3 separate regions of the Homo sapiens genome follow, and all the other regions are linked to region 3. Evidence: chromatin contacts called from ENCODE Hi-C or POLR2A ChIA-PET data. All regions are on one chromosome and are shown on one strand. The core of a region is the stretch at or near the end of the contact, and the rest is flanking DNA. Distances in the headings are between cores, read along the strand shown. Region 1 has its middle 37 kb from the start of CCDC182. Region 2 overlaps SCPEP1 (serine carboxypeptidase 1). Region 3 overlaps MSI2 (musashi RNA binding protein 2).

The links. Hi-C counts contacts between places; a loop is a spot of excess contacts on that map. ChIA-PET counts read pairs that join two places held with the same protein, here RNA polymerase II (POLR2A). Pooled maps may share reads with other maps.
Region 1: a loop to region 3 is called in a pooled map, with 3 times the contacts of the local background. The contact joins two enhancer-like sites. A Hi-C loop is called at or near these places in 1 of 50 pooled maps. POLR2A ChIA-PET finds 5 or more read pairs at or near these places in 2 of 52 experiments (WTC11 and activated T-cell).
Region 2: a loop to region 3 is called in a pooled map, with 9 times the contacts of the local background. The contact joins two enhancer-like sites. A Hi-C loop is called at or near these places in 1 of 37 single-sample maps with no recorded cell type and 3 of 50 pooled maps. POLR2A ChIA-PET finds 5 or more read pairs at or near these places in 1 of 52 experiments (Panc1).

What each region holds. Positions count from the first base shown.
Region 1 is chr17:57,781,064-57,784,046 of GRCh38, forward strand. No RefSeq gene overlaps it. Among named protein-coding and RNA genes, the nearest start is that of CCDC182, 37 kb to the left of the region's middle. RefSeq lists a silencer at 2,318-2,497. Within about 2 kb of position 1,693, at least 6 of the 41 ENCODE cell types and tissues checked have a DNase peak (open chromatin) inside an H3K27ac peak, as active enhancers do.
Region 2 is chr17:57,002,665-57,005,680 of GRCh38, forward strand. The region is part of intron 12 of SCPEP1 (serine carboxypeptidase 1); the gene reads left to right. Among named protein-coding and RNA genes, the nearest start is that of SCPEP1, 26 kb to the left of the region's middle. Within about 2 kb of position 1,563, at least 3 of the 41 ENCODE cell types and tissues checked have a DNase peak (open chromatin) inside an H3K27ac peak, as active enhancers do.
Region 3 is chr17:57,356,167-57,359,227 of GRCh38, forward strand. The region is part of intron 5 of MSI2 (musashi RNA binding protein 2); the gene reads left to right. Among named protein-coding and RNA genes, the nearest start is that of MSI2, 100 kb to the left of the region's middle. Within about 2 kb of position 1,290, at least 23 of the 41 ENCODE cell types and tissues checked have a DNase peak (open chromatin) inside an H3K27ac peak, as active enhancers do.

The DNA.
Region 1 (2,983 bases), core at 443-2,942, 430 kb after region 3:
CTATATGGGAAACCCTTTGGAAAACAGCTACAGACCCTTCTGCAAATCTCAGCCCCTCGGCTTTGGGGTATGAAAGAACAGGCCTTGAATTCTAGCTTCGCCATGCCTGACCTGGATGTGTGACCTCAGGAAAGATACCTACATTCTCTGAGCCCCATTTGATTCATTTGTAGGTTAGGGTAGGGGATGGCCATCCAATAAGTGTTGCTAAAAAATACCAGAAATAATTTTTGTAATGTACACTGTGCAATAATTGGCACATTATAGGTTCTCATAAAAGGCATTTTTACTTATCAAATTACATTTTCTGAGCACCCTGATGACGGGAGGGCAGTAAACTGGAATCAGGCACTAATCTAGAAAGGATGGTTAGTCTGTATGTTTTCCAAAGCAAAAAGAATCATGAGTTCTATTTATAGGCTCTGATGCATTCAGCCTTCAAGAAGCAACTCAAACCCAGGCCTCCATCCCATCAGCACCATCCCTGCCCCCTGCCCCAGTCCAGTGTTCCTGACCACAAAAGCCTGAAGCACGCCCTCTCTCCCCTAGACAAGGGGAGCAATCACTGTCAGAACCACTCACTTGATAATTAATCACAAAGGGACCTGTGACATCTCTTCTTCTGTAGTCGAAACTGATATGTTCACTGTTCCCAGATACTGAACTCCCCACGTATTTGGATCTCGTCTCTTCAACTAGATTACAAGTCCCTTGAGGGTGAGGTGCTTCCTTTACTTTTCGCATTCGATAGGAGATTGATACTTGTCGCACTTTGAATTTTTGTGTTTGTTTAGATCTAGTCCACAGGAAGTACAGCTACACTTGGCAGGCGCAGGGTGGAATAGCTGTAGTTCTAAACAGATCAGGACAGCTCTGGGACTGGCTGCTTCCAAGAGGGAAAGGCAAAATGCAAAGAACTCACAGCAGGAGGGGGCTTTCTGTGCCCCTCAATGTGTGGCTCTAACCACATCAGTGGGTGGAGGGCAACGCGATGCTGTCAAATCAGGGACCAGGTTTGTGTCTGGGGTGATGCCAGGACACTGGTTGCTTCCTGCCACCCACAGCTGCATCTGGGAGTCCTGGGCAGCAGCCACCTGGGGAAGCCAGACTTAATCAGGAAGTGTGGGGGCTGTCAGCAGGGGCAAGGGGCCACGCAGCCAAGCCAATTCTGGAATCTTTTGGAAAGAGGAAACATCCGGCTCCTCCTCCCTCACATCTCTGCTTCTGGGTCTGGGCTTGTGGGTCCCAGCTTGGGCTAAGGAGGGCCATGCTCCGGGTGGGAGCAGCTGTGTCCCCACCCCCTCCTTCCCATGCGACTTGAGGCCCTCTGGTCAGGACTGGAGCTGTCACATGCAGCCAGCAGCTGTGGTGGCGCCAGGCTCAGGCACCCACCACATGGCTTCCTTTTTTTTTCTGAGATGGAGTCGCCCAGGCTGGAGTGCAGCGGTGTGATCTTGGCTCACTGCAACCTCCGCCTCCTGGATTCAAGTGATTCTCCTGCCTCAGTCTCCCGAGTAGCTGGGATTACAGGCACGCACCACCCTGCCCTGCTAACTTTTATATTTTTAGTAGAGACGGGGTTTCACCATGTTGGCCAGGTTGGTCTCAAACTCCTGACCTCGTGATCCACCCACCTCGGCCTCCCAAAGTGCTGGGATTACAGGCCTGAGCCACCGCGCCCAGCCCACATGGCTTCCTTTTGATTTGGGGCCTCCCTGGCCAGCTGTGCCTCCCCCGCTACCAGGGCAGCAAATGGCCAGTGGTGTCCTCGCAGAAGGGGCGGAGGAGGGCGGGGAAGGATTAATGCCACCTGCTTCCCTCCTCGCCCTGTTTCATGTGACATGCACTTCAAAGCCACAGGACACTGCTGCCCTTCTTTGTTGCATCCCTGCAGATACGGGAATCTGATTTTCCCAACTAGGAATTTGTATTTCAGCGGTTCTAGTGCTTGGGATCTTAGAAAGAAGCTTGCTCAGAAAGAACTTAGGAAACAAAGCGATGTTTGAGTGCCTGCCCCGCAGCGGATCTACCCGTTCCAGGAGCTGAGCGAGACACCTACCACCTGCCAGACCCAGGGCATAGCCGAGGGCCTTAGCCTGCTGTCCCCACCGGGTCCCCACTATTTTAACACCAACACCCTGAAACCATGGGCCACCACCCCCCACCTCTACCCCGCCCCTACCCCACGACCCTTTCACCAGAGCAGAGGTTTTTCACAAATCTCCATAGAGATAGCTTTGCTAGCAGCAGCAGCAGCAGCAAACTCTGATGCAGAATGAGGAAGGGGAGAGCCTGGGGGTGTGGGTGGCGGGGGAGGGAGTCGTCGCAGTCCGGGAGCCAGGCTCTCGGCGCGTTGGGTCCGCCTCTCGTGACAGCAGAGCGCCCCCTGCTGCCCGAGCCCGGGTGGTGTCGCACAGCCAGGTCGGGGAGGGGGCGGAGCTGCTTCCTGGCACAGCGGGTCGCCCAGACGGGCGGGAAGAGGATGCAGTCTCTCGGTACTGAAGTCTGCCTGCAGTGGCCAAGGTCTGCCGCAGCCCCTCTGGGTTGGGGGCAGTTCTCTAGGGCGTCCTGGTTAGGTCAACGGGGGCTGGTTGGGAACCTGGCTCTACCATGCACCGCCTGCCCCGCTATGGACATATGGTTTAACCTCTGAAGCTTCTGTTTCTTCATTAAATTGAGATCATCAATTGTACCTGCATCACAGTGATGTTTTACAGAGATAATTCATGTAAAGCACATCCTAAGGTTTCAATAATAGTAGCTTATTATTATTGATTCAGCTGACACCTCTACAACTAAGTGATAGAACAACTGAGAGGGTCTGGTAGACAAAAGTCAGGGGATTTGTTTTTTCAAAGCATTTTCATCATTAAATGGATCTGATCTGGTCGCATGGGCACATTTGAGGGACATGCAACTTTGCCTAAAGGGGAAATAAATGCCAGAGATATTCACAGAAACATCAACCACAAACAATTACTGA
Region 2 (3,016 bases), core at 313-2,812, 350 kb before region 3:
CCACTGCACTCCAGCCTGGGCAACAGAGTGAGACTCTGTCTCAAAAAAGAACAAAAATCAACCGGGCACGGTGGCGCATGCCTGTGGTCTCAGCTGCTCAGGAGGCTGAGTGAGGTGGGCAGATTGATTGAGCCTGAAAGTTAGAAGCTATAGTGAGCCAAGATCATGCCACTGCACTCCAGCCTGGGTGACAGAGCGAGACCCTGTCTCAAAAAAAAAAAAAAAAAGAAAAATTAAAAAAGAAATACTTAGGGCTTGGGAGTGTTTTGAGTTTCCTAACAAAATTCCGCTATTAGCACTAGAGACTGCGAGCACAAGGGTGAGTGGTGCCCAGTCCCTGTCCTCAAGGAGCTTGTGGTCTAGAGACAGACAGGCAAGGAGACTGTCAACAGCTGGCTTGGCCCAGGGAAGGGTGCCCTGCCCAGGCATGCAGATCTGGAAGATTGTGCCCCACGTGATGCGTAGGAGTGATTTAAGGAAAGAGGAGGAGGTGGGGAGCATGGAGAGCAGTGAATACAAGGTCCACAGGAGCCTCAGACAGCGAGGACTTGGAATGGACACTGGAGGGAGGTGGCTGCAGAGGGGGAATTTTCATACCACTCTAAGGAGTTCAGACAGTAGGGCACCAAGCAGGGGTTTTAAGCAAAGGAGTGAAATTAACAGATTTGTCCAAGAAATACCATTCTAGCAGTAGAGGGCATGGGGCAAGCCTGGGGCCAAAGACCAATCAATGAGGCTGTCAGGTAAATCCAGAAAGGAGGAAAGTAGATGGATTTGGTGAAGTGTAAAGAAGGGAAAATTGGCAGGACTTGGTAATCATTTGGGGTAGAAAAGAACTGAAGGGTGGCTTGCAGGTTTCTGCTCCAGCATTGTGGTTTGCGATGGAGGGAATTTGCACAAGCTGAGTTTGAATTGCCTATAGAACAGAAGGCAGAAGAAGAGCCTACAAATGAGACTGAGAAAGGAGCAGCCAGATAAGTGAGAAGGGAGACCAGGGATGCGTGGCATCCCCAAAGCAGGGAGGGGCCCGCAGTGCTAAGTGAGAACTCAGGGGAAGGGCTGAAACGTGAGTGATGATGTGCTTACACCGATGTCCTTGGCACCTGCGTTGGTGAGATATTTTGGTGAGGTGGCAAGCTCAGAAGCCAGATTGGAAAGACTGGAGAAAATGAATGAGTAGTGAGGAGAAGAGACAGTAGCTTCCTTTAAGAAGCCAGAGAAAGCAGCCCACTCTCAAAAGACACTTAATCTAGGCTGGGTATGGTGGCTGACACCTGTAATCCCAGCATTTTGGGAGGCGAAGGCAGGTGGATCACCTGAGGTCAGGAGTATGAGACCAGCTTGGCTAACATGGAGAAACCCTATCTTTACTAAAAATACAAAAATTAGCTGGGCATGATGGTGGGCACCTGTAATCCCAGCTACTCAGGAGGCTGAGGCAGGAGAATCGCTTGAACCTGGGAGGCAGAGGTTGCAGTGAGCCAAGATAGTGCCATTGCATCCAGCTGGCGAGATAGCGCCACTGCACTCCAGCCTGGGCAACAGAGTGAGACTCTGTCTCAAAAAAGAACAAAAATCAACTGGGCGCGGTGGCGCCTGCCTGTGGTCTCAGCTGCTCTGGAGGCTGAGTGAGGTGGGAGGATTGATTGAGCCTGAAAGCTTGGGTGACAGAGTGAGACTCTGTCTCAAAAAGTAAATCAATAAATAAACAAATAGACTTAATCTAAAGGGAGAACAAACAAGGCAGCAGGGCACAGAGGGAGAGGGCATTATTTATGGCTCTCAGGATCTGAGTACCTTCAATATTGACTAAAAGAAAGAAAATTAGAACGTCTTAGAGCAAGCACTGTTACAGGTTGAGTACCCCTTATCTGAGATGTTTGGAACCAGAAATGTTTCAGATTTTTAATTTTTTTTTTATTTTGGAATATTTGCATATCCATAATGAGATATCTTGGGGATGGGACCCAAGTCTAGGCAATGGAATTCATTTATGTTTCATATACACCTTATACACATAGACCGAAGGTACTTTCGTACAATATTTTAAATAATTTTGTGCATGAAGCAAAGTTTGTGTGCACTGAGTTATTAGAGAGCAAAGGGTGGCTATTTCAGCCACCCATGGCTCTTCAACCAATCTGTGGTTGTTAGGCATCATATCATTTCTGACTCCAAATTTATATGCTGCCGATAAGCAATCTTTTTCTTGCATGTAGTCACACATAAGTACTTCACAGTAAGAAATACAACATACCATTAATACAGTGGAAAAGTTGTGTGTTCAGAGTAACTGAGCAGCACAGTAGCATGACCAGAATACCTGTGTCAGCTGCTAGACAACAGCAACAGCAAGCAACAGCAGCTTTCGGTCTCTACCTACAATGCTGTGTTTTGATTAAAAGGTTACTGTACTGTAACCCCCTTGGGGATGCAGAAATAAACTGTGTGTTGTGCGCCTGCATTTTGAATGCAGCCGCCCATGGGGCAGGTGTGAAATGTTCCACTTGTGGCCTCATGGTGGCACTCAAAAAGGCTGGAATTGTGGAGCATTTTGGATTTTCCAATGAGGGATGCTCAGCCTGCCCTAGAGAGAAGTCCCTGACGAGGCTGGTAGGAAGGCATGGAACAAGCCAACCACGCGCTCTGTATACTAGAGTTCAGGCCCATTTCCTGTTGGTTTGTCACATATAGAACAACAGATCAGTTGGGGACAGGCTTAAAATAGCCCTTGGAGACTGTTGTTAAGTCGTCCCCAAACCACTTCCCCTTTCATTGATTAAATGACATTTTAGGATAACCCACCTTGCCTGTGCCTCCTGGGGACTCTTGGCAGAAGAGTCAAGGATGGGTGTGCCATAGAGAATCATGGAGCCAGGGAATTACATAACGGGGAGACCATATACTCCAACCCCTTCTGTGTAGGGAGAAACTGAGGCCTCTGCCCTTCCCCCTTTTGATGCTGTGTGGGAAGGAAATTTTAAAGGACTTATTCTAAAAATCTGAGGGAAAACAA
Region 3 (3,061 bases), core at 40-2,539:
GCCTGGCCAGTCTTTTTTAATCTTTTGCTTAGGAAAGAGAGTGACGGGGAAAGAAAGGTTTAATTCTGGACCTTACTACCCACACATACCAGATCTCCCCTCTTTGCATAACTTCTTTTTTGGCGGGCATGTTTCTTCATTTTTATCTTCTTGATAACTTTGATGCCCTGGTTGGACTCTTAAGCAGATTATCCTTGGGTGGGGACGTCAGCAGGGAGAACCACCCCAGACTAAGACAAGTTGTGTTTTGTCTGTCAGCCAAAAGCACTCTTAGCAATCCGACATAGACATCATTTTAGATGTACAGAGAAGAAAGAACAACACAGTATTGATAAGATTTCAGCAAGATCCCCCCTCCCCCAAAGACGAAAACACACAAAACTTAATGCATTGCTCTGTAATGCCTTGGTTCCTAGTTTCCTAATTAGGCCTGTGGTTTAGCAGAGTGCACCATCTCAATACACAGATGGTTTTTATGTAAAAAAATTTTTTTCAAATGTTAATTTCCAGTGACTGATGTTTTATGCCTAAATCATTTTCCATTGTTTATATTTGATAAGAACTGTATTTGAACTGCTCCTTTATAAGTTGGAGTCTTTTGTAATGGGATTTAACTTACTGGTTTTACAGGTGTATGAAAATGTTAAGCCGTGTATTGTATTTGAGAGTTTGAAAATTCTTCGTTGCAGCTAATTTAAGAAAAAAAAAATTAAACAGGTGATTAGCAGCTGCTTTCGGTTTTGAATGTCCTCGCTTTGGGGTTTTGTGTTTGCTTATTCGTGTGCAAATTGGTGTGGTTATTTTGGACCGGTTGAGACGCTCCAACATTGCACCTCCCAGGCCAGCTGCCCAGGGCCCATTCAGTAGACCCTTCCCCGCTTCTCGGGGCTGATTTGTTCTCATCTTGTGTGCTCGAGAGCTTGCTCTCTCCTTAATGATTCAGGCCTTCCTGAGAAAACAAAGCAGCTCTGGCCCCGTTTCTCCTTGAGGACAGCCTTGTTCACTGCCACAAAGACCCTGCTTTCTCCCCAAGCAGAGGAACTGCCTCTCGGGGCAGCCAAGAACCACAGACCCAGGCGGCTGCAGCTCCTACTTCTGAACTTCTGGTCTCCCGAGTGACAGCTTCTGCATGGTCTTAAGCTCCAGGACCCCCAAGGCCACCCAGAGTCAGAGTCCACCGCCGGTGGGAAAAACAACATTAGGAAGTGGGTGGTGTGGTGTAGAAGGGGCTGCTTAGAGCTTCTGGCCTTCGGAGCTGGATCCAGCCACTTGAGCTTCATTCGGCAGCACACAGACACCTCCCCTCCCTCCTGCTCTGCCCCAGACCTTGTGCTTTCTTGGCACCGCTGGGTCGTGCCTGCTCAGACCTGGTCAGTGTGCTTGCCAGGGCGAGGAGAGCTTTGCATAGGCCGCTGCTGCTTACTTATTAACGATGACGCTGGTGGGAGCTGCGCCACCAGCTCCCTATCCAGGCCTTTGTGGTTGCATCCTGTTCACATAAAGGTGAAATCATGACCTGCCCGACTTGATTTTTCAGTTGAGGGGCTTTTGTGTATGTGTCGTTCTTGATCCAGTAAGAGGATTGTGCTTTCATTCACAAAGATTTGATCAGTAAATAGGAAGAGAAAATACTCAAGGGAGAAATGCTTAGTGTTCCGATTAATACATTAATCTTTTTTTTTGATGAGCTGAAGGTGCTCTGTTGTTTCTCTTGACTGAGTCTTTGCCCTTACCTTTGACCTTAGTGACTTGATCATCCAGCCAGGATCTCTGTACAGCCCCATCTCCTTTCTGAGGTCTTGTGGTCACACACATGCTTTCCTGCTTCTGTCTTGAATGATACTCAGTGAACCCCACAGCTTTGGGGGCTGCTATTTGAGGCACCACACTTGGCAGGCTTGGCTCCCACGGGGAGTTGCAAAGCTTGCAGTTATAGACCTTGGCAACTATTTGCCCTTAAAGAAAAGCATCAGTGAAAAGTTGAGGGCAGAGGGAAGAAGAGAAAGATCTTCGTGGGTTTTTCTGTGTGTGTGGGGGGGTGTGTGTGTGTGTGTGTGTGTGTTTATGGACAGCATTTGTACCTGTAAAACCAGAATGACTCCTTCAGGCATTTTTTCTCCTGGGTGGTTGCATTCATGGGCTGAAGCTGGCTCTTCTGAAGATTGCAATGATATTTAAGGTTAAGGGCTTGCCAGGTAACACCTTGAATGACTCAAGGCTCTGAGGCCAGGCTGCGTCCATTTGAAGGAAGGAAGCATCTTTTTCTGATTCATGCAAAGGCATCTTATGGACTAATGGTCATCCTAGAAAGTCATCACTAGTACAAGGATCTTTTGGAAAAGTGAGATTGGAGAAGGTTGAGTATGAAAGTGATGTATTAGAAAGGTGAATATGGGATGTGAGATCCTAGTCATTAGCGTTTGGAGGGGGCCTTGGAGGTTTGTTAGATCAAAGCTTTCATTGTGCAAATGAAATGGCCCAGTGAGGTTAAAAGAGGGAAGGTCACACAAATTCCATGAAAACCATAAGTACAAGGTTTGAGGAAAATAATTTTAGGACAAATAAAAGAAGTGCTGATTTTCATTGCACTTCTAACAGTTTTATAGAAGTGTCTGTACCTAAAGTGTTGTACATGTTAAAATGTAAATATGGTCAAGAAGATTGTAGGTGAAATCGAAGATGATATGTTGCTAGGGCCCAGCCCTAGCAACGTATCATCTTTTGAGGAGTGTTCCTCATACTTTGAGATTGGTTTTATAGAGGGCTGTTCCTTATACTTTGCGATTGGTTTTATAGAGGGCAACTCTGTTCACCCACAAAAGTCTCTTGATGCCATTGCTGGCCAGAACTTGGGTGGGAGAATGGGAACTGTTCAGCAGAGCAGGTGAACAGGTGGTCCTGCCATCCCAGTGGCAGGGGCCCCTTCCTTTCTCCCGCCACTCCCGGAGGAATGACCCTGCATCTTATGCACTCTCTCCGATTCCCCAAATCCCCTAGGTCCCACTGCTTGGGTTTGGGGAGTGGGGCACATCTCTGCTGAGAGCCAGCCCATCAAGCTGTC